2 separate regions of the Homo sapiens genome follow, and region 2 is linked to region 1. A link is an interaction called in ENCODE POLR2A ChIA-PET data of the cell type or tissue named here. Cell type or tissue: PC-3. All regions are shown on one strand. Links, peaks and the distances in the headings refer to the core of each region. The heading gives the core; the rest is flanking DNA.

Region 1 (10,171 bases), core at 970-8,969:
GACTGTAATCCCAGCTACTGGGGAGGCTGAAGCAGGAGAATTACTTGAACCTGGGAGGTGGAAGTTGCAGTGAGCCAAGATTGCTCCATTCGACTCCAGCCTAGGCAACAGAGTGAGACTCTGTCTCAAAAAAAAAGAAAAGAAAAGGCACATTTAATTTCTTGTCTTTCACAGGGGTAAGGTCAATAAATACTATATTTATAATGCTAGTGAGAATTTGAGGCTAAAAATATTTTAATGTAACCAATAGTAGAAATGAATGCATAATTATGAAGTACTAGAGGGAAAAAAGGACACAAAGAAAAGGAAATGACAAAAAAAATTGTCTCCCAAAAACATGATGACAAAGGTAACAGAAAGAAGGCCAGACACATGCATTATTCCCAAAAAAAGAGGACAGACTGAACAGCCTAACTAAAAGACTACCAGTTGGGTACAAATATCAAAAATTCAATCATAAGCTATTTACAGAGGGATGCCCCACAGAAAATTGATGAGGGGAGAATTCAAGACAAAGGGATTTTTTTTTTTTTTAGTGTTCAATTTCCACTTTATCTTCTTTCATTACCTCTTTTATAATTAACGATTCATTTGCAGTTTTGCTGAATAAAAAAATTATACAAATATTCTCAGACAAAAAAAATTAATGCCAAACTTAAAGGTGATTACTAGAAAAATAGTACTTTTAAGTACTACCAAGGAAACTCTGTATAATGTTTGAAGTGACAATTTGAAATGCTTAAACAAAAAGAAAAGAAGAAAATTAAATGCTGACTTCAAATGCTATTAAAATTAAAATTTTTTACATAGGCCGGGCACGGTGGCTAATGCCTGTAATCTCAGCACTTTGGGAGGCCGAGGCATGGATCACGAGGTCGGGAGATTGAAACCATCCTGGCCAACATGGTGAAACCCCATCTCTACCGAAAAAATACAAAAATTAGCCGGGCATGGTGGTGGCCACCTGTAATCCCAGCTACTAGGGGTGCTGAGGCAGGAGAATCGCTTGAACCCAGGAGGTGGAGGTTGCACTGAGCTGAGATAACACCACTGCACTCCAGCCTGGCGACAGAGCAAGACTCCGTCTCAAAAAAAAAAAAAAAAAAAAAAAAATTTAAGTATAGCTACTTTATTTCATTTTAATAGAATACACGAGGCCCAAACAGAAATCCTGCAGTTCAATCAAAATAAGTCTTCAAACTAATGAAGCTTTTTTATGCTATACTCTTTACAGAGATCATTAAGCACACTACAATGAAGAAATCCCATTTTCTCTGATCTAATTCTGTAACATTACCAGGTAACACTGTGGAGCCCTATGACCTTCTGGTCTTGTAGGGCTCAGGGATCATGGGTGTTTAAATAGGGAAATGTCATGTGAGTGATGCAGGACAGGTGAGCCCCAAAACTGGGGTTATGCCCAGGAGGGTTTTTGGCTTTGCCGGGAAAGAATTCAGGAGTGAGCCTTTGACTGAACAGTACTGCTCCTTGCAGAGTAGGGCTAGCGCTCAGGCAGTAGCCCAGAGTCAGCAAGGCAGGGGCTCCTGGCAACTGTATTTAACATTCAGGTAAACCCACATTTGGCTATATGTAAATTAAGGGGCAGGTCAATGCAAATTGAGGTTATTTAGAACTTTCTACAAAAGGATCGTAATTTCCAGGTTGTTGCCATGGAAAGGGGTAGTAACTTCCAGGTCATTGCCATGGCATTTGTAAATCGTCATGGTGCTGGTAGGAGTTTCTTATGCCAATGAGCAATGACAGCAGCCAGGGATCACTTTTGTCATCGTCTGCTGGTTTCTGCCGGTTTCTCCATTTTATCCTGTCTGGACCACATCCTGTTTTGGTCAGCAGTGTCGTGACCAAAAAGCAAGTCCTGCTGGTCTGTTACCTCATGAGAAAGGATGCCTTTTCACCATAGGGCTGTGCACTTCTGAAAGACCTTAGAGGCCCAGCCTAGCTGACCATTAGGGAGACCACAGGGCTTGCAAGTAGGACGCAGTCAACACCACAGGGCACTCAGTAAAACCTCCAGGAAACAGAGTGAGAACAGCAAAAGAGGAAGCTCAGGGCTTCAGGACCCTTCACCTTTCAGTCCCCATCCTTCTTTCTGTATCCCTATCTCAATCCCATTGTGACGCCTCCTGGTGCCAGGCTCCAGCTATAGATATATGATGTAGTGGTTTAGGGCTGGGGTCTTAACAGCCAAAGGGACCTGGGTCTTAATATTATTTCTGCCACTCATGAGTTGTGTGACCATCGATAAGGTACTTCATCTGAGCCTTTTTTCTGATCTATAAAATAGAGGAGCAGGATATTAATAGCACCCATGCCTCTGCAGGGTATGGAAAGAATCAAATGAAGCAATGCAAAATAATTGCTTAGCACAGTTTCTGGCAGGTAGTAAGTACTCAAGAAATTTGGACTGTTATTACATTATGCATCTCTCCCACATACCACATCCCTGAAAAATCAGAAATTTCCTCTCCTGAACATTCCCTTTTGCAATGATGGTAAGAAATCAGTGAAAATCCTCTCTGAAAAAAAAAATACTGTATATCAAACAAAATCATCCAAAGCCAGCCATTTCAGGGATTTGGAAGCTGACCAAAGACTGAGTAGGAACAGCAGAAGTCTCTGGTCCTCTTACCTGGTGAGGTTCCCAGGCCCCCAGCTCAGTCCTCAAGAATGGCAGTTTTACCAATATGGGGCTGGCTGGAAAAAACAGCAGCTCTGCTGCCAGAAGGGGCAGACTTAACTTGTGGTAGGGGGCTTTGTGAGCTAAACATAGGAATATTACAGGAAAAATTACAGCTTTACTTGCCAAGGTTGTAATCCCAGTTGGTGTAAGAGCATAATGGGAATGTAATGTGGCTATACTAAAATAAGAGGTCCATAGAAGGGCTGAGATAAACTCTTCCTACATACCTGGCTGACTAGAAACTATAGGGATATGCAGGGAAGATCTGAGAGAGCTTGGCAGAGAGTAACAGCCAAGGACAACTAGAGAAGTGCTAAAACTTGAATGCACTCTGCAACTCACAGACAGATCAATCAGTGGAGCTTCATGCATTCCAGTGTTTGAAAACAACTACTATCTAAATCACTGGCTCAGAATCACTTCTAGAATGGCAGAGTAGAAAACTAAAAATCTGCTCCTTAATAAAACCAGCAAGAACATTGGGAAAAATGGTCAAAATCAACTTTTCAAAACTCTAGAAATTAGTCAAAGGCTTACACCAATCTAAATGTTTATTCTCTGTAAGAACAGTGAGCTTTGTGCCTTTTCAACTTGCCCCATTCCCATCCCCCTCTCCCCAGCTTCATGGTAGACTTGAAAATCAACAGCCTTACAACTAAAATAGCTGTGACAACCACCAACAGCCTGGCAGCCAATGGAGGGGCAGAACAGGTTTGGAGCTCAACAAAAGCTCCATCCCAGAAAACTGTCACTAATTAATTTGTCTGGCAGTTCCCTGAAAAGGTGCATTGTCAGGTCTTATCTTTACTTGATCTGACTCATAGCTCTCTCCATGCAAAAAGCCCTAGCCCTAGGACATTTATTTTAAAAATCAATGGCAATTGTTTAATATCACAGCTGTCTGGGGCAGGAATCCAGTTAGTGCTAACAAGAGGCTGACCAAAAAACTTAAAAGGAAAAACTGGGGAAGAAGATGTCCTGAGGAGCCTTTGAAAAGCTCCGACATATTCCAGGGAATCTAGAAGGCTATCTCAGGGCTGTTCCTTGCTGAAAAAAAGAATTCAGCGATATTTCTCCTATTCGCTTTTGTAAGAGGAGAAATATGGCTCTGTTCTGCCCGGCTCTCAGGCAGTCAGACCTGATGGTTATCTCCCTTGTTCCCTGAACATCGCTGTTATCCTGTTCTTTTTTCAAGGTGCCCAGATTTCATATTGTTTAAACACACATGCTTTACGAACAATTTGTGCAGTTAACGCAATCATCACAGGGTCCTGAGGCGACACACATCCCCAGCTTACAAAGATGATGGGATTAAGAGATTAAAATAAAGACAGGCATAGGAAATCACAAGAGTATTGATTGGGGAAGTGACAAATGTCCATGAAATCTTCACAGTTTATGTTCAGAGACTGCAGTAAAGACAGGTGTAAGAAATTATAAAAGTATTAATTTCGAGAACTAATAAATGTCCATGAAATCTTCACAATTTATGTTCTTCTGCCATGGCTTCAGCCGGTCCCTCCGTTCAGGGTCCCTGACTTCCCGCAACAAAAGCGACAAAAAAAAAAAAAAATCACTAGAGATCCTCAGATCCTCATAAGATTAACAGCTGAATTGTCAATGGCAACCTGGAGGCCAGAAGGCAGTGAAAATAACACATTCAAAGTGCTGAATGAAAAACACTGCCAGCCAAGAATTCTATCTCCAGCAAAGCTGTCCTTCAAAAACAGAGAAGACACAATGCCAAGACAATGCAATACGGAAAGAATCATCTTTTTAAAGACAGTGCTGGGACAACCAAATATCCATATACAAAAGAATAAGTTGGCCCCAACTTATACCATTTACAACAATTCACTCAAAATACATCAAAGACCTAAATGTAAGAGCTAAAACAATAAAACTCTTAGAAAAAAACGGAGGCATAAATCTTCATGACCTTGGATTAGGCAATGGTTTCTTAGCTATGATACCAAAAGCACAAGTAGCAAAAAATTATTACATAGGACTCCATCAAAATCAAAAACTTTGCTTCAAAGTTCACCATCAAGAGAGTGAAAAAACACAATGGGAGAAATATTTGCAAATCACATATCTGACAAGGAACTTATTATCCAGAACACATAAAAAACTTAGATAACACAACAGTAAAAAGGCAATGTAATTAAAATTGGGCAAAAGATTTGAATATTTGAAGAAACAATCATTGGCTCACCACTAAGCTATATGGACATAGGAGCAGCACCTAGGAAGCCAGGCCAAAAAATAAATAAGCACACAAAAATTGAGCAGAGATATCTATAGACACATATCATAGGGAGATATGTGCTAACTGGCTAAGAGCAAGCTAGTTACCAAAAAACAAACAAACACTTCAAAAAGTAAATCAGAATCCAGAGATACTACAAGATATTATCAAAAAGATTTCAACAACAAAAAAAATATAGGATATGCAAAGAAACAAGAAAGTGACCTATAATCAAGGTGGGGGAAATCAGTCAAGGAAAATGAAGTCTAAGTGGGCCAAGATATTCAATTTAGCAAAGACATCAAAGCAGCCATTATGAATATGAGCCAAGAATTAAAGAAAATTCTGTTCAAAAAAACTAAAGTAGGCCAGGCGCAATGGCTCATGCCTGTAATCCCAGCACTTTGGGAGGCCGAGGTGGGCAGATCACAAGGTCAGGAGATCGAGACCATCCTGGCTAACATGGTGAAACCCGGTCTCCACTAAAAATACAAAAAAAAATTAGCCGGGCGTGGTGGCAGGCACCTGTAGTCCCAGCTACTCAGGAGGCTGAGGCAGGAGAATGGTGTAAACCCAGAAGGCAGAGCTTGCAGTGAGCCAAGATCATGCCACTGCACTCCAGCCTAGGTGACAGTGTGAGACTCCATCCCAAAAAAAAAAAAAAAAAAGTAAAGGAAACAAATGTTCCTAGAATTAAATGAATATATGACACCAATGACTCAACAAATAAAGAATATCAATGAAGAAACTGAAACTTTCAATAAGTATCAAACTCTACAGTTGAAAAGTTCAACAACTGGCAGGGCACAATGACTCATGCCTATAATCCCAGCACTTTGGGAAGCCAAGGCAGGTGGATCACGAGGTCAAGAGATCGAGACCATCCTGGCCAACATGGTGAAACTCCATCTCTACTAAAAATACAAAAATTAGCTGGGTGTGGTGGCACGTGCCTGTAGTCCCAGCTACTCAAGAGGCTGAGGCAGGAGAATCACTTGAACCCAGGGACCAGAGGTTGCAGTGAGCTGAGATTGCACCATTGCACTCCAGCCTGGGCGACAACAGTGAAACTCCTTTTTTAAAAAAAAAAGAAAAGTACAACTACTGAAATAAAAAATGCACTACATGGATTCAACAATGGGTTTGAGATGATGGAAGAAAAAAGGCAGTGTACTTAAAGACAGATCTACAGAAATTATCCAACGTGAAAAAAGAAAAAAAAGACTGAAGAAAAATGAACACAGCCTAAGTGACTTGTGGGACAATATCAAGAATACCAATATACTATACATGGAATAAGAGTCCTAGAAGGAGAAGAGAGACAATGTGGCAGGAAAAAAATTTTTTTTGAAAAATAATGGCTGAGAACCTCCTATAGTTGATGAAAAAATTAATCTACAGACCCAAGAAGCTCAATAAATCCCATATAGGATAAAACTAAAGAAATCTACACATGCCAGGCACGGTGGCTCATGCCTGTAATCCCAGCACTTTGGGAAGCCACGGCGGGTGGATCACGAGGTCAGGAAATCAAGACCATCCTAGCCCACATGGTGAAACCCCATCTCTACTAAAAATACAAAAAAATTAGCCAAGCGTAGCAGTGCACACCTGTAGTCCTAGCTACTTGGGAGGCTGAGGCAGGAGAATTGCTTGAACCCGGGAGGCAGAGGCTGCAGTGAGCCAAGATCATGTCACTGCACTTCAGCCTGGTGACAGAGCGAGACTCTATCTCAAAAAAAAAAGAAAAGAAATCTACATTTTTACACATCAGAGTCAAACTGCTGAAAGAGAAAAATAACTTATTATAAAAAGGGAAATACAAAAATAGAATGAATGATGACTTCTCATCAGAAACAATGGAGGCCACAAGGCAGAAGAATAACATTGAACATGCTGAAAGGAAAAAAAATACATATGTCAACTAAGAATTTCATATTCAGCAAAACCCTTTCAAAAATAGAGGCAGAATAAGACATTCCTAGATAAACAAAAACTGAGAGAATTAATTACTGGCAGAGCTGTCTGAGAAAGACTAAAGAAAATCCTTTGGGCCAAAAGGAAATTACACTGGATGGTAACTTGAATTCACAGGAAAGAATGAAGAACACTGGAAACAGTAAGTAGGAAGGTAAACACAAAAGACTGGTTTTTTCTCTTTTCTTCTATTCCTTTTTAAAACATAAGAGTTCTTAAAGCAATAATTATAATACTATTTGTTAGATTTATAGTACATACAGATGTAACTTATACTGTCGTGTGAATTAGGAGGACAAGAGAGACCTCGGGGTAAACCAGGAGGATCTTTTCTGAGTGCACTCAGACCCAGCAGACTCAACATCCAAAAACTGAGCCAAGAACAAAGACAGCACTTGACGCTTATACACACTTCTAAAAGGGGATGGGCTAACTTGAGTCAAGCTTACACTGGCGCAAAGCAAAAGCAAGGATACAGAGGCAAGACAAGACGGTTAATCAAATTGTAACAGGTTCATAACTCAGGATTACACATGACCATTGCTATGCAACTCAGATGGCCATTATCTAGTTTGCCGTAGTGCCTAGCAAGGCTTATTCCATGGCCTTCACTATGGTGCCCAGGTGGCCGTATCTCAGGCCTGCTCAGTTGCTTTATGACCATCACTCCACTGCTTAGATAAAACAGAATACTAGAAGTCACTAGTTACAGGGAACAGGAATCTATAAACTCATACTGTAAAACAAAGAGAAATTTGTTTTTCTTCTCCCTATGTGGAGGGAGTGGTGGGAGAGTCTCCAGAGCACATTCTTCTGTGTCCTGGCTTCTTAGATAGTATTATCAAGACTTTTCCTGGGTTTCAGCTGTGCTTGTTGCTGCCTCTGGGACAAGTCAGCCTAGCACAGGAAAGCTTATTCCCTTTTTTTTTTTCTTTCTTTCTTTAATTTCCTGCCTCAATATGACAATAATAACATAAATGGGGAAGGAAGAATGGAATTATATAAGAGCAAAGTTGCTGTATTTTACTGGAGTCAGATGAATACTAATCTGAAACAGACTGTACTAAATAAAAGATGTAATCCCTCCAGAAACTGCAAAAACAATTTAATACATAGCTTAAAAATCAACAGAGGAACTAAAACAGCACATCAAAAAAAATTTAACACAAAAAATTTTCATTTTCATTTGTATCATGCTTTTCATTTGTATCATCCATTAGTGGAATTTTGAAATTCCACTAAATGACCAGTACTTCCCAAATTTTTCACTAAGGTAACTGCAGAGAAAGTTAAAATCCCTGGAGGGTCTGCCTGCAGGCCTGCCCACAGAGGCAAAGTTTTTGCTTTAATATTTTGTGTTTTACCTTTAAATTATTACCCTTTTTTTTTTTTTTTTTTTTTTTTGAGTCAGAGTCTCACTCTGTCCCCCAGGCTGGAGTCCAATGGTGTGATCTTGGCTCACTGCAACTTCCGCCTCCTGGGTTCAAGCAATTCTCCTGCCTCAGCCTCCTGAGTAGCTGGGATTACAGGCACCCACCAGCATGCCCAGCTAATTTTTTTCCTTAAAATTTGTGAATTTTATTTATCTTCTATATGCTACCTTTGTGATTGTATTTGTTATAAAACTAATGTGTGGTTTGTATGTTTATATGTTTGTTTTTCTGGTTTGTTTCTGCTAAAATGTTGAAGTAAAATTAATAGTTGAAGAAAATTTACCCAATAAGGCCTGTAATAGATGCATGCCTTCTTGAGAAGCAGAGGCCTAAATCAGTGGCTTTCAAACATTTTAGAAACTCAGTAAGAAAAACATCATGACCCATTTTATACACAGCACATGCATATACACACACACATGCACACATATATACACACAAAACTCTGACTAAAATCAAAATTTCTTTCCTAGCTCTTTCTTGTTTTTTAATTAATCACAGGACTTCTTACAAGTGATTCTGGTTCCCTGTGTCACTACACCCAAAGAACACTTAAATTTTTACAGTGGATTTGACTGCTTTAACCCAAAGTAATGACATGGGCAGTTAGGAAGATATTTTTTGTTTCTGTTCAATTTCCATCTCATGATTTGCTGCCTACTTCATCCAACAGTAAATTAGTTTATTCTGCTTTTGTTCTTTTTTTTCTTTTTAAGACGGAGTCTCGCTCTGTCGCCCAGGCTGGAGTGCAGTGGCATGATCTCAGCTCACTGCAAGCTCTGCCTCCTGGGTTCACACCATTCTCCTGCCTCAGCCTCCTGAGTAGCTGGGACTACAGGCACCCACCACCACGCCTGGCTAATTCTTTTTCTTTTTTTGTATTTTTTAGTAAAGACGGGGTTTCAACATGTTAGCCAGGATGGTCTCGATCTCCTGACCTTGTGATCCGCCTTCCTCAGCCTCCTGAAGTGCTGGGATTACAGGTGTGAGCCACTGCGCCCGGCCTCTGCTTGTTTATTTATGGATAATAATCAATACAATCTGGTTTTGTAGATGACGATTAACATAAAAGATAAACATTGATGGATCATGTGCTATTATATCTGCATTTCTTTGCAATACTATCAGTCATTCACTCAATATACAATTCTCAGCTGTACTTTAAAAAGGATATTTAAGTTACTGAAGAAAGAGATGGTACCTCAGATTCATCAGGGCACTGTGCTAAGCCCAAACACACCAAAAAAAAAATGTTTGAAGACTATTTATATGTTTCTCTAAAGGACCATCAGGTGAAAGTTACATGAAGCCATAAACTTAATATGGAGAGTACTTTTCTAACCTTTTATAAAGTGGGGTAAATGAAATGGGGTTCTCTATTAAATAGTGGACTCCTAATCCCTGCAAGTAGTAAAGCAAAAAAAAAAAACAAACAAAAAACTTTTAAACTACATATATAGGATATAATAAAGCAAATCCAATGACAAAAGGTATGCTGAGGTGTCAAAATACAGGGCGAAAACACAGGAGGAAGTGTTTAAATATGACTAAGAAATCTAAGAAGACTTTTGGAGGAGGCAGCATTTAAGCTGGGCATTCATTTACACACAGGTCTTTACTACCCTAGCTTGAAATTTAAGGTTCAGAGCAATAAACTAAAAAAAGAATTTATTTTTTCTAATTCCAACTTCACTCCTCTTAAAAATTCTGCCCTTCCTCTGAATTAAATGTATACACAAAAACATAGAAACCTAATAGACATTTTAATGTCTCAATTAAGGTGATAAAATAAAAATTGAATTGGAAAAGCAG
Region 2 (10,171 bases), core at 1,184-9,183, 69 kb before region 1:
TTGCCTTAAATAAATTTATTTTTTCCTCTTCATGAACTTTAAGTGGAGGCTGACTCTATGAATCAGAATGCATAGCTGAAATTCAGGTTCCACCATGTAATAAATGCATTTTTGTGAGTTCATCCTTTGGGGACCAGACCTATGCTTTGCATATTCCATACATAGTAATCAGGTAAAATTAATCATACATTGCTGAGCTTACAAACTGTTATCTTTACAGGGTCCCTTGTGGTGCTGGAGAGCAGAGAACCCAGAAGTAGGAAAGTAAATGAAATACAGCAATTTACACAAATGATGTTTCATAAGCTGTCCTATGAGAAAAATGTTGGTTACTACTATGATCATGATGATTAATATTATCAGAGCAGAAACCAGGAGACCTTGATTCTACTCTCTAGCAAAGTTCTGTCTTTGTTAGTTTTCTGATGTTGGAGGTCCTTGGCCAGATGTGATGGAAGCTGGGCTTTTGTCCCATGGTACCCAATGAGCAGAGCAGGATTTCTATTTTTATTATTATTTTTTCAACTTTTATTTTACATTCCAGAGTACATGGGCAGGATGTGCAGGTTTGTTACATAGGTAAACATGTGTCATGGTGGTTTGCTGCACAGATCAACCCATCATCTAGGTATTAAGCCCAGCATCCATGAGCTATTCTTCCTGATGCTCTCTCCTCACCCTAACCCCGACAGTCCCCAGTGGGTGTTGTTCCCCGTGATGTGTCCGTGTGTTCTCATCGTTCAGCCCCCACTTACAAGTGAGAACATGCAGTGTTTGGTTTTCTGTTTCTGTGTTAGTTTGCTGATAACAGCTTCCAGCTCTATCCATGTCCCTGCAAAGGACATGATCTTGTTCCTTTCTGTGGCTGCACAGTATTCCATGGTGTATGTGGTATAGAGCAGGATTTCTAACCCACAAGAAGGGATTGAAAGAGGCTTTCTCTTTTCTGAGTTGAAGACCACAGGCCTCTCACATTGGGATTAATCTTTGGAGCTTGACTCCAAACTCTCAGACTCTCCATCTCTTCAACCTCTTTCCCCTCCTGCCCTGCCACACTCTACCCACTGCAATCAGAAAAGCTGAGCCCACACACAAAGAACCTGAGCTTTGGAAATACAGTTCATTAATGGCAGGTGTGTGGAAACCCACGAGGAGAAAGTGGAGGAGACACAGTCCTTGCTATCTTATGCAGCAAACTAGGATTTCTGATGCAAGACATGCAGTAAGGTAATGAGTGAATAGTCCTAAATAGCCTCGGTTTGGAGTCAGAGAAGAGCACTACATGCGTCTGACTGTACAAAGAGATTCCCATGCTCAGTTCCCTAGGCTGCTAGACGTCAATTGTCTCTGTGCAGCTGCTGAGAAGATGGAAGAGTAGGTGTCCTCTTTGGCCAACTGAGGCTGCCATGAGTGCACAGCCCATTGGAGTCATTAAGGCCATCTAAAACTAAGTGGCCATATAAAAGTCATCAAGGCCATATAAAACTATATTCCTTGTTCACAATCCCACCAGATACAGAAAGACGGGAAGAGGAGTCTAGTCCTTTCTACTTGTTCCCAAGTCCTCTTCCACCAAGGCAGGTTATCACGGAAATATTCCAGGATCTGGAATGAGACACTTGGATTTGAGTCCCAGTTCTTCCACTTAGAGACCATGTGACTTTGATTGACTTTGATTGGTCCTTTTGACTTTTTTTTTTTTTCTTTGAGACGGAGTCTCGCTCTGTCACCAGGCTGTGCAGTGGTGCGATCTCGGCTCATGGCAACCTCCACCTCCTGGGTTCAAGTGATTCTCCTGCCTCAGCCTCCCAAATAGCTGGGACTACAGGCGCTCGCCACGGCACCCGGCTAATTTTTGTGTTTTTTAGTAGAGACAGGGTTTCACCATCTTAGCTAGTCTCAGACTCCTGACCTCATAATCCACCCACCTCAGCCTCCCAAAGTGCTAGGATTATAGGCGTGAGCCACTGTGCCCGGCCTCTTTTGACTTTTCTAAGTCTTGGTCTCTCCAAGTGTAAAATGGGGGTCCCCTGAACTACCAACTTCACAAGGTCTTGCTGAGAATCAAATGAGATAATGGATGGAAAGCCCCTTTGAACCAAAATGTACCATGTATGTGGTGATTTTTCTACATTCCTCACTAGTTTGAGCTAATAAGCACATAACTGTGGCCACCAGAAAAAAAAAAAAAGTCACTGCAAGTAGCAGTTTTCTCTCCTGGTGAGGACAGTTCAGTAAAGGCAACATCTCACTGTAAGGTACAGGTAAAGCTGAACTCTAGATCTAAATATGAGCATATCTGTGGCCAACAACACCCTTTTACAGAAAGAACAAGGCCAACATTTTATTCTCCCTATTGCAAGGCTGTTGACTGTCCCAGACACCGAAGGGGAGACTGTGACATGGTGGCCATGAGCATTCATCTCACAGATCTCCAACTACAAGGAGAACAACTGACCAAGGACTCTGGCTGCCTTTGAAATATATTATCATGTTTGAGCCCAGGTAAACCTTCCCAAAGCCACTTCCAGCCACTGACTAAGCGCAGCAGGGCTACTAAGGTGAGCCCTCCAATGTCTAATTGTAGCTCTAGGACTCCGCAACAGTTTTGCCAAATTTTTCTTAGACTGCGTAGCAGTCTAGAAGGCTTCTACCTATCTTTTCTTTCCACAGTCCTTCACTCAGTACAGACATTCTTCATGCAAAGAAAGAGGCCTGTTCATAGTGCACACAGGGGGCCAACTTCATACGAATCACGTGGTGTGAATGGTATGGACTGAGGCCCCTCAACAACCACATGTTCTGTAGCTCTGTTTCTATTGCGAAAGAAGGGATCGCTCAAGAAAAGGCAATAGGGAGAATATAAGGAGGAAAAGCCTTTTTTATTTTTAAGGAATAACTATTTTTGAAAAATAGAGCTTGACAGAAACATTAGTTGAGGAGTAATCCAAAGACTGCATTGACTGTCATGGGAAGCAGGGAGGCCCCTGGTCCTGAAAGTGCTGAGTCAGAGGATTGAGGCTATTTTGCAGGGATTTCATCACATGATATGCAGGGGATGCTGAACTTGATAAATCTGTAAGGTCTGTGAATCTAGAAGTCATTCAATTAAATACAAACATGGGTCTGGATAATTCCAGTACCTTAGAGTTGAAATGATCCTGAGTTCCTGCCTCTAAATGACAAATGTATTTATATGAAAGTGACCAGTGGACATCAACTCTTACTTGCTCCTGTTCTAGACCTTGACAGAAACTCCAGGTGGCCAGCTAGACCCCAGTGCCACCCTTCCCAGGACATTAGCACCCTCGGTGGGTGTGGGATCCGACACTAGCCTCCTTGATAAGAAGCACTGCGCACTGGGCTGCCTCCAGAGCCCTTGACTGCTCACGCCCATGAGTACCACCTGTGCTTGAGGACAAGGCTGTCACTTGCTAGCAATCAGCAGAGGGTTGTCACAAAGCCAGGAGCAGGAATACACCAGGGCAGTATGGCGATCCCAGGTACACACAACCACAAAAGGCTGGTATCCCATCTCCACTGGGAACAGAGAAGATTCACTAGGTTCCTGGGGCTGTGCTTCAGGGGAAATGGTAGGTAAGGAGGAGATCCCTGCTCACAGTGAAAACTTGTGTCCATAGGAGAAGAGTAAACTTTGTCCTGGGTGGCTTGTTCTTGGCCACCTGCCATTCTAGGAAGATTCATCCACACTCCTCCAATTTCCTACCACTCTGCTCTCGGCCTGCTGTGGGTCAGCTCCAGCCTCCATCACTCCATGACTTTGTTCTCATCAAGATCACCAGTGACCTTCAGATTGCCAGAGTCCAAAGCCCACTTTTCCAGGCCTCATCATACTTGCCCTCCTGGCAGCATCCAGCAGTGTTGGCCACTCCCATCTGCCTCCTTACTGGTTTTCTCTCAAGCTTTCTTTTGTTTTTAATCCCTGCACATCACTCCTTCAACAAATATTTATTGAGCATTTACCATGGGCTAGCCACTGGCCTAGGCGCTGGGAACACGGCGGTAAGAAAAAGCAGACATGATTCCAATCCTTACGGAATCTACGCTCTAGCAGAAAAGTCATATGTTCTTCAAATGACACACACACAAATGCCGAATGGCAATCACACTCTGTGAAACAGGTAAAACACTAAAAATTCCACAGAGAATTGAGCAGGTACAAGAAGAGGAAAAAAAGAGTTAGGATTTTTAGCTTTTAAAAAAATCACTACATATACATATAGAAGGTACAATAAATTTTATGCCTGTTCATGGTAATCTATGTACTGAGATACATAGCTTTAACAACTCAAGCTCACTCACAATTCAGTCTGACTTTCACAAACTAATTTCATATTACTTTATATATAGAACAAGACAAATATACCAATTCTTTATTGAACAACTGTGCTAAGCTTTGCGTATGTTATTTAAGTAGTGCTAGGTTTTATATAAATCGCCTTTTCTAATCCTTTCAATAACCCATAAGGAAGTATAATTATCTCCATTTTACAGATGAGAAAACTGAAATTCAGAGACTTTACCAAGCTGGCACATGGCAGGCTCTGAATATAGACCCAGAACTTCCTTTTGACCAAAAAAAAAAAAAAAAATTTACAACGGAAATATCCAATCTTGCATATGCAAATGAAGCTTGTTCCATTCAAATATGTGCTCTAGAGACCACAAAATAGTCTTCCCTAGAAACAGCTTTGTGAACCTGAAGCACAATCTTCTGAATGTTCTCATTGCAGTCAAGGCTTTGTCCTCGAAGAATGGAGTTGATTTTCAACAGTCATTTGGCGCATAGGCTGGTTGCATTGGGAGGGGGAGGTCAGAGTGGGTCATAGAGCACACCTGTCCTCTCATCTGGCCAGCTACTCTCTGTCTGTGATGGAATGGGCTCTCCCCAACCCAAATACAAGTACTTCTTCTGACTCCTGAGTTCAAGGTGGCCACTCATGCTACCTCATGCTTCTGTCCAGTGTGTCTGGCTCCAAAAGTGGGTATATGATCCAAGTAAGGCAAATCAGAAAACCTCTGTTAGATTTAGCATATCAATGTTGGAAAAAAGGTCTCTCTTCTTTTCAGGTTGTATCTCAATTTCCCATTGCTGCTATGACAAATTCCAACAAACTTCATGGCTTGAAACAACTTGAATTTATTCTCTTATAGTTCCGAAGGCCAGAAATCTGAAATCAGTTTCAGCGAGCTAAATTCAAGGTGTCAGCAGGGCTGGTTCCTTCTAAAGGCTCTGGAGGAGGATCTTTTTCCTCACTTTTCTTAGCTTCTAGAGACTTCCCAAATTCTTTGGCTTGTGGCCCCTTACTCCATCTTCAAAGGGCATTACTCCAAGTTCTGCTTCATTGTTCCCTCTCCTTCTTCCACCTTCAACTTTCTTTTTTCTTTTTTTTAATTGAGACAGAGTCTTGCTCTGTCACCCAGGCTGGAGTGCAATGGCATGATCTCAGCTCACTGCAACCTCTGCCTCCCGGGTTTAAGCAATTCTTCTGTCTCTGCCTCCCAAGTAGCTGGGACTACAGGTGCACACCACCACGCCCAGATATTTTCTTTTGTATTTTAGTAGAGACAGGGTTTCATTGTGTTGCCCAGGCTGGTCTTGAACTCCTGAGCTCAGGCAATCCACCCACCTCAGCCTCCCAAAGTGCTAGGATTTCAGTTGTGAGCCATCACACACAGCCAACTTTCTTACCCACCTCTTATAAGGACCACATTGGACCCACCCAGCTGATAATCCAGGATAATATTTCCATCTCAAGATTCTTAATCACATCTGCAAAGTTTCTTTTGCCAGGTAATGGAACATAGTCACAGGTTCCAGAGATTATACATGGACATCTTTTGGAGGCCATTATTCTGGCTAACATAGACTGCAGGTTTTGGGGCTGCCAGTGACTATGACAGCCATGTTAAGAAGGCTTGTCTGTAGGGTATGGGGTGACTAGAAAGAAAAAAAAATAAGACAGAGGGAGAGAGCAAGAGAGAGAGAGATGACAGTACCTTTGAACTTCTAGATTCCAGTTGTCCCCGAGAGAACGACAGAGCGGGAATTCTGGGCTGCAACATGGAGAAACCCTGGCTAAGAGATGGAGAGAGATGTGTTTACGGCCTTTAACCCAGTTTTGCCCACAGCCAACTGCACTCTCAGATATCCAGTTGGGTTTTGTCACGAGGAATTAAAAGTGAAAAAGTACCACGCTTTAGTAAAGAGGGAAGTGTGACTACTAAGAATAGATACTGATTTTCTTTTAGTGAAAAGTAACTGACCCTAAAGCTGCTCCCCAAAGACAAGTCCTAGGGTGAGGAATAAAATAAGTACATAGGTTTGGGGAAAGGCATCTGGCATCTCCGGGTAACTGTAAGAAAACAGTACTCATTTGGAAAGCTATATATACTTGTAATGTTTCAAATAATTTAATATTTTATAGAACAGATACTCATTGTTTCTTCTCCTACCCTTTAATTCATCCTTAGAAAATGCATCCATGATTTATTCTCAAAGAACCACACAATAAGATCACTGTTGATTGGGTCAGGGGCTGATACCCAACCTAACCTGAACCGGTTAAATTCTCTCCAGCCATTTGAAATTGGAACTCAGAGCTACTAGTTATAATTAAACGGTGCTTAACCAGAGAGTCAGAGAAACTGGCCTATACAGAAAGGAACCATGTGAAAACACAGAGAAACAAAGATGGGAGGCCAGGGAGAAAGAGAAAGCAAGCAAATATTAAAAAATAATAATAATAACATTTGGGAAATCTGGGCAAAGTGTATCTTGGAATTCTTGGTATTATTCATGCAACTTTTCTCTAAGTCTGAAATTACATTTAATTTTTTTTTTTTTTTTTTTGAGACAGAGTCTCACTCTGTCGCCCAGGCTGGAATGCAGTGGTACAATCTCAGCTCACTGCAACCTCCACCTTTCGGTTTCAAGTGATTCTCCTGCCTCAGCCTCCTGAGTAGCTGGGATTACAGGAGCATGCCACCACGCCTGGCTAATTTTTGTATTTTTAGTATAGACGGGGTTTCACCATGTTGGCCAGGCTAGTTTTGAACTCCTGACCTCAAGTGATCTGCCTGCCTCTTGGCCTCCCAAAGTGCTGGAATTATAGGTGTGAGCCACCACACCCAGCCTAAAATTTTTAAAGTTTCAATAAATAATGTAAACAATATAAACACTCCAAGTAAAAGACATTGTTAAGAAAATTAAGAGATGAGTGCAGACTAGAAAATATTTTCAAATTCATGTATCTGATAAAGAACTTACATCCAAAATATGTAAAGAATTCATCTAATATATAAAGAACTCAACTTTAAAAGTGGACAATTTGAATAGTTGCTTCACCAAAGAAGATAAACAAAAAAAGATGCTCAATATCTTTATTCATTAGAAACATGTAAATTAAAACCACCTTGAGATACACTTACATGCTCACTAGAATGGCTAAAATTAAAGACTGATTAATACCAAGAGTTGTCAAGGATGTGGGACAACTGAAACTGTCATACATGATGGCAGCAATGCAAAATGGTACAGCCACTTTGTAAAAGTTTTATAGTTTCTTATAAAATGGGACATGCACTTACTCTACAGCCCAGAAATTCTACTTTGAGGTATTTACCCATGAGATAAGGAAACCTAAGTTCACACAAAGGCACGTACTTTATTCAGAAATGAAACTCAAATATGTATCAATTGCTGAACAGATAAATTGTGGTGTACTTATACAACAGAATACTACTCAGCAATAAAAAGGAAGAACTACTGATACATGTGAGAGCATGAACAGCTCTCAAAAGTATTATGCAAAGTGAAAGAAGTCAGACACCAACAGACACTGTAGAGTCCATTTCTATGAAATCTTCACAAAGCAAAACAGTGACAGAAAGCAGATCAGTGATACCAGCGGCCCAGGTGTTGGGAGGGGACTGGCTCAAAGGGGCTCATGGGGGTGATGAAATGTTCTCTTTCAGGATCGTGGTGGTGGTTACATCTTTGTCAAAGCACATCAAATTACAGTTTTTGAACTGATACATTTTAGAGTATGAAACTGATATTTAAAGTTGACTTTTAAAAATTCTCTTCTCCCTCAAAGCAAAGACTACATCAGTCCTCCAAAATAAGGAGCTAGTCTTTTGCCAGCCTTTTGAGAGAAGGAAGGAAAAAACACCTAATTTCTCTACCAGGTTATCCTGCCTCACTCATAAAGCATCTCCCTTTACTTTAATAAGCACATGGATTTCTCTTACTTGCAACCAAAAGATCCCTAAGATATTTGTGATGGAAAGAAAATTAAGTTTCTTAACTAACTCAGGGAGTCCAAACTACCTAGAAACATAATGTCATAAAATCTTCTAATATTGTATGCAGATGGCTTTATCCCTTCTGGAATGCTAATTTTCAGCTTGCTGTCTTCCTAACATCACTCCAGGCATGTTCAGTGCAGTTCACCACCCGACTTGTACGACATCTATTCCAGGACTAAACTCATCATCCTGGTGGAATGGTCTCAATGTTCATTATTCTTTGGGATAGAACAATTTATAAAGTTCAATTATCTGCAATTGCTCTGTTGAAGGAATAATCTCCATATAGATGAAGGCAGCCCAGTGCCACTCTTGCTTGGACTGTAGCATTCTCAAAGCTCTGTGTTTCCAGCAAAGGGGGAAATGACAGAGTCCCAGGTCCCATCTAACTCCCAAGGATTCCTGAGCCAGTAGCTCCTGCCTCCTAGTCCTTGGGCCCCTGTGACAGCTCCATGGAAAATATAACCTCCTTCTGATATGAGCCCTTGTTGTACATGCTGAGAACAACAGCACTGCCAGGCAGCAAGTGTCGCAGAGGGACTACCCTTGGCCACAGCATAATGGCTCATCATGGCGTTACAATTCCATCTGAGGCTGGGAGTTTCATCCAAGACCAGCAGCCAAACGTTTAAGGGTTTGTATCAAGACAAACATAATTATGAGACAGAAAGGGCCTATTAGTTCTACTATGTAATTTTAAATCTCAAACTATCAAAACACACACACACACACACACACACACACACACACTAAAAAACCCCTCTTCATCTTCTCATTTGAGAAGGCTGTAATTATTCCAGGGTCCCTAACAGCTCACTCAATGGCTGGTTAAGCACTGCTTCTTAGCTGACAAGACCCCATTCCATGTTGGTTCAGGTCAGATGCAGGTGGCTGGGCCAGATGACCGGAGGAAGCCCTTGGATTCCATAAGCTCGAGTGTGGGACGCTGGATAGAACATGACTACCTTGTTTGTTTTTAATTAGGAAATTGAAATTGCCACTAACAGGTTTCTGCACATGTGGGTCCAAGTGTGCACACACTGGCATTTGTGTGAAGGCATGAGTCTCCAGGGACATGTGTGTGGCCGTCCATGACCGATCATCCGAATGCTCTTCTCTAAGTGTAGATTATCTCAGGGCATGAGGACACCCTTCACAGCCTGGGCCTCCCTGCCAGCTCTGTCTCCACACTCTTATCCACTTGGTGCCACATATGCACAGCCTTATGGGTCCTGGTGTTGGAAAGGAAAGTGCCCTGGGCAGCAGGCCAGGCCGCCAGCTGATTCACCGGTCAGCACTAGGCAAATTGATTTACCTCTCTGATGTATCCCTATTTCCCTCTCTGCAAAACAAAGACAAGAATATTTAATCCATAGGGTTCATGGGAGGATTTGATGAGCAAATATGTGCAGAAGCATGTTGCCAGTGTGTTTATTGTGTAGTCATAATAATGGAACAGTAGAGTATGATGCAGTAACAGTGCTTGTCTTAGTTTGCATTCTTCCACAAGTAGACTCCGTGATAAGGATTCAAGGCCAAGTAGTTTGTTTGGGGTGGGGAGTCGGAAGAAGACAAAGAAGAGAAGTCAGCCAGTAAAGAGTGCCGTGTCAAACCAGCCACCGTTATGGGTGACAGGAGCATACCCCAGAAGAACACTGTGGACAGTGGTGTGGAATACACTCCTCAATGTTACCCCTGCCTGAGGGAAATGATGGAGTTACCGTCATCTGCCCTGGCCAGGATCTGGTGGGTGGTTAGTTTCTCAGCACTTGCAATATGCTGTACACAAGCGCCCAGAGCTGCAGACGCCAGTATTTGGAATGTGGCCAGTTCCTGCTGA

The links. ChIA-PET counts read pairs that join two places held together with the same protein. Peaks named below come from ENCODE experiments on the same cell type or tissue, not always from the same donor. Only the 100,000 strongest peaks of a DNase experiment are listed, where the experiment ranks them.
Region 2: POLR2A ChIA-PET joins it to region 1 with 10 read pairs; 3 of 35 experiments call an interaction of 5 or more read pairs at or near these places.

The regions. Positions count from the first base shown.
Region 1 is chr15:79,871,016-79,881,186 of GRCh38, forward strand. All of the region lies in intron 3 of ST20-MTHFS (ST20-MTHFS readthrough), which reads right to left. The region is part of intron 2 of MTHFS (methenyltetrahydrofolate synthetase); the gene reads right to left. Among named protein-coding and RNA genes, the nearest start is that of MTHFS, 21 kb to the right of the region's middle. RefSeq lists a silencer at 3,232-3,526. In PC-3, for the core only: no CTCF peak of the experiment used is centred there; no DNase peak of the experiment used is centred there; H3K27ac peaks cover 1,048 bases.
Region 2 is chr15:79,802,056-79,812,226 of GRCh38, forward strand. No RefSeq gene overlaps it. Among named protein-coding and RNA genes, the nearest start is that of TRC-GCA5-1, 62 kb to the left of the region's middle. In PC-3, for the core only: no CTCF peak of the experiment used is centred there; no DNase peak of the experiment used is centred there.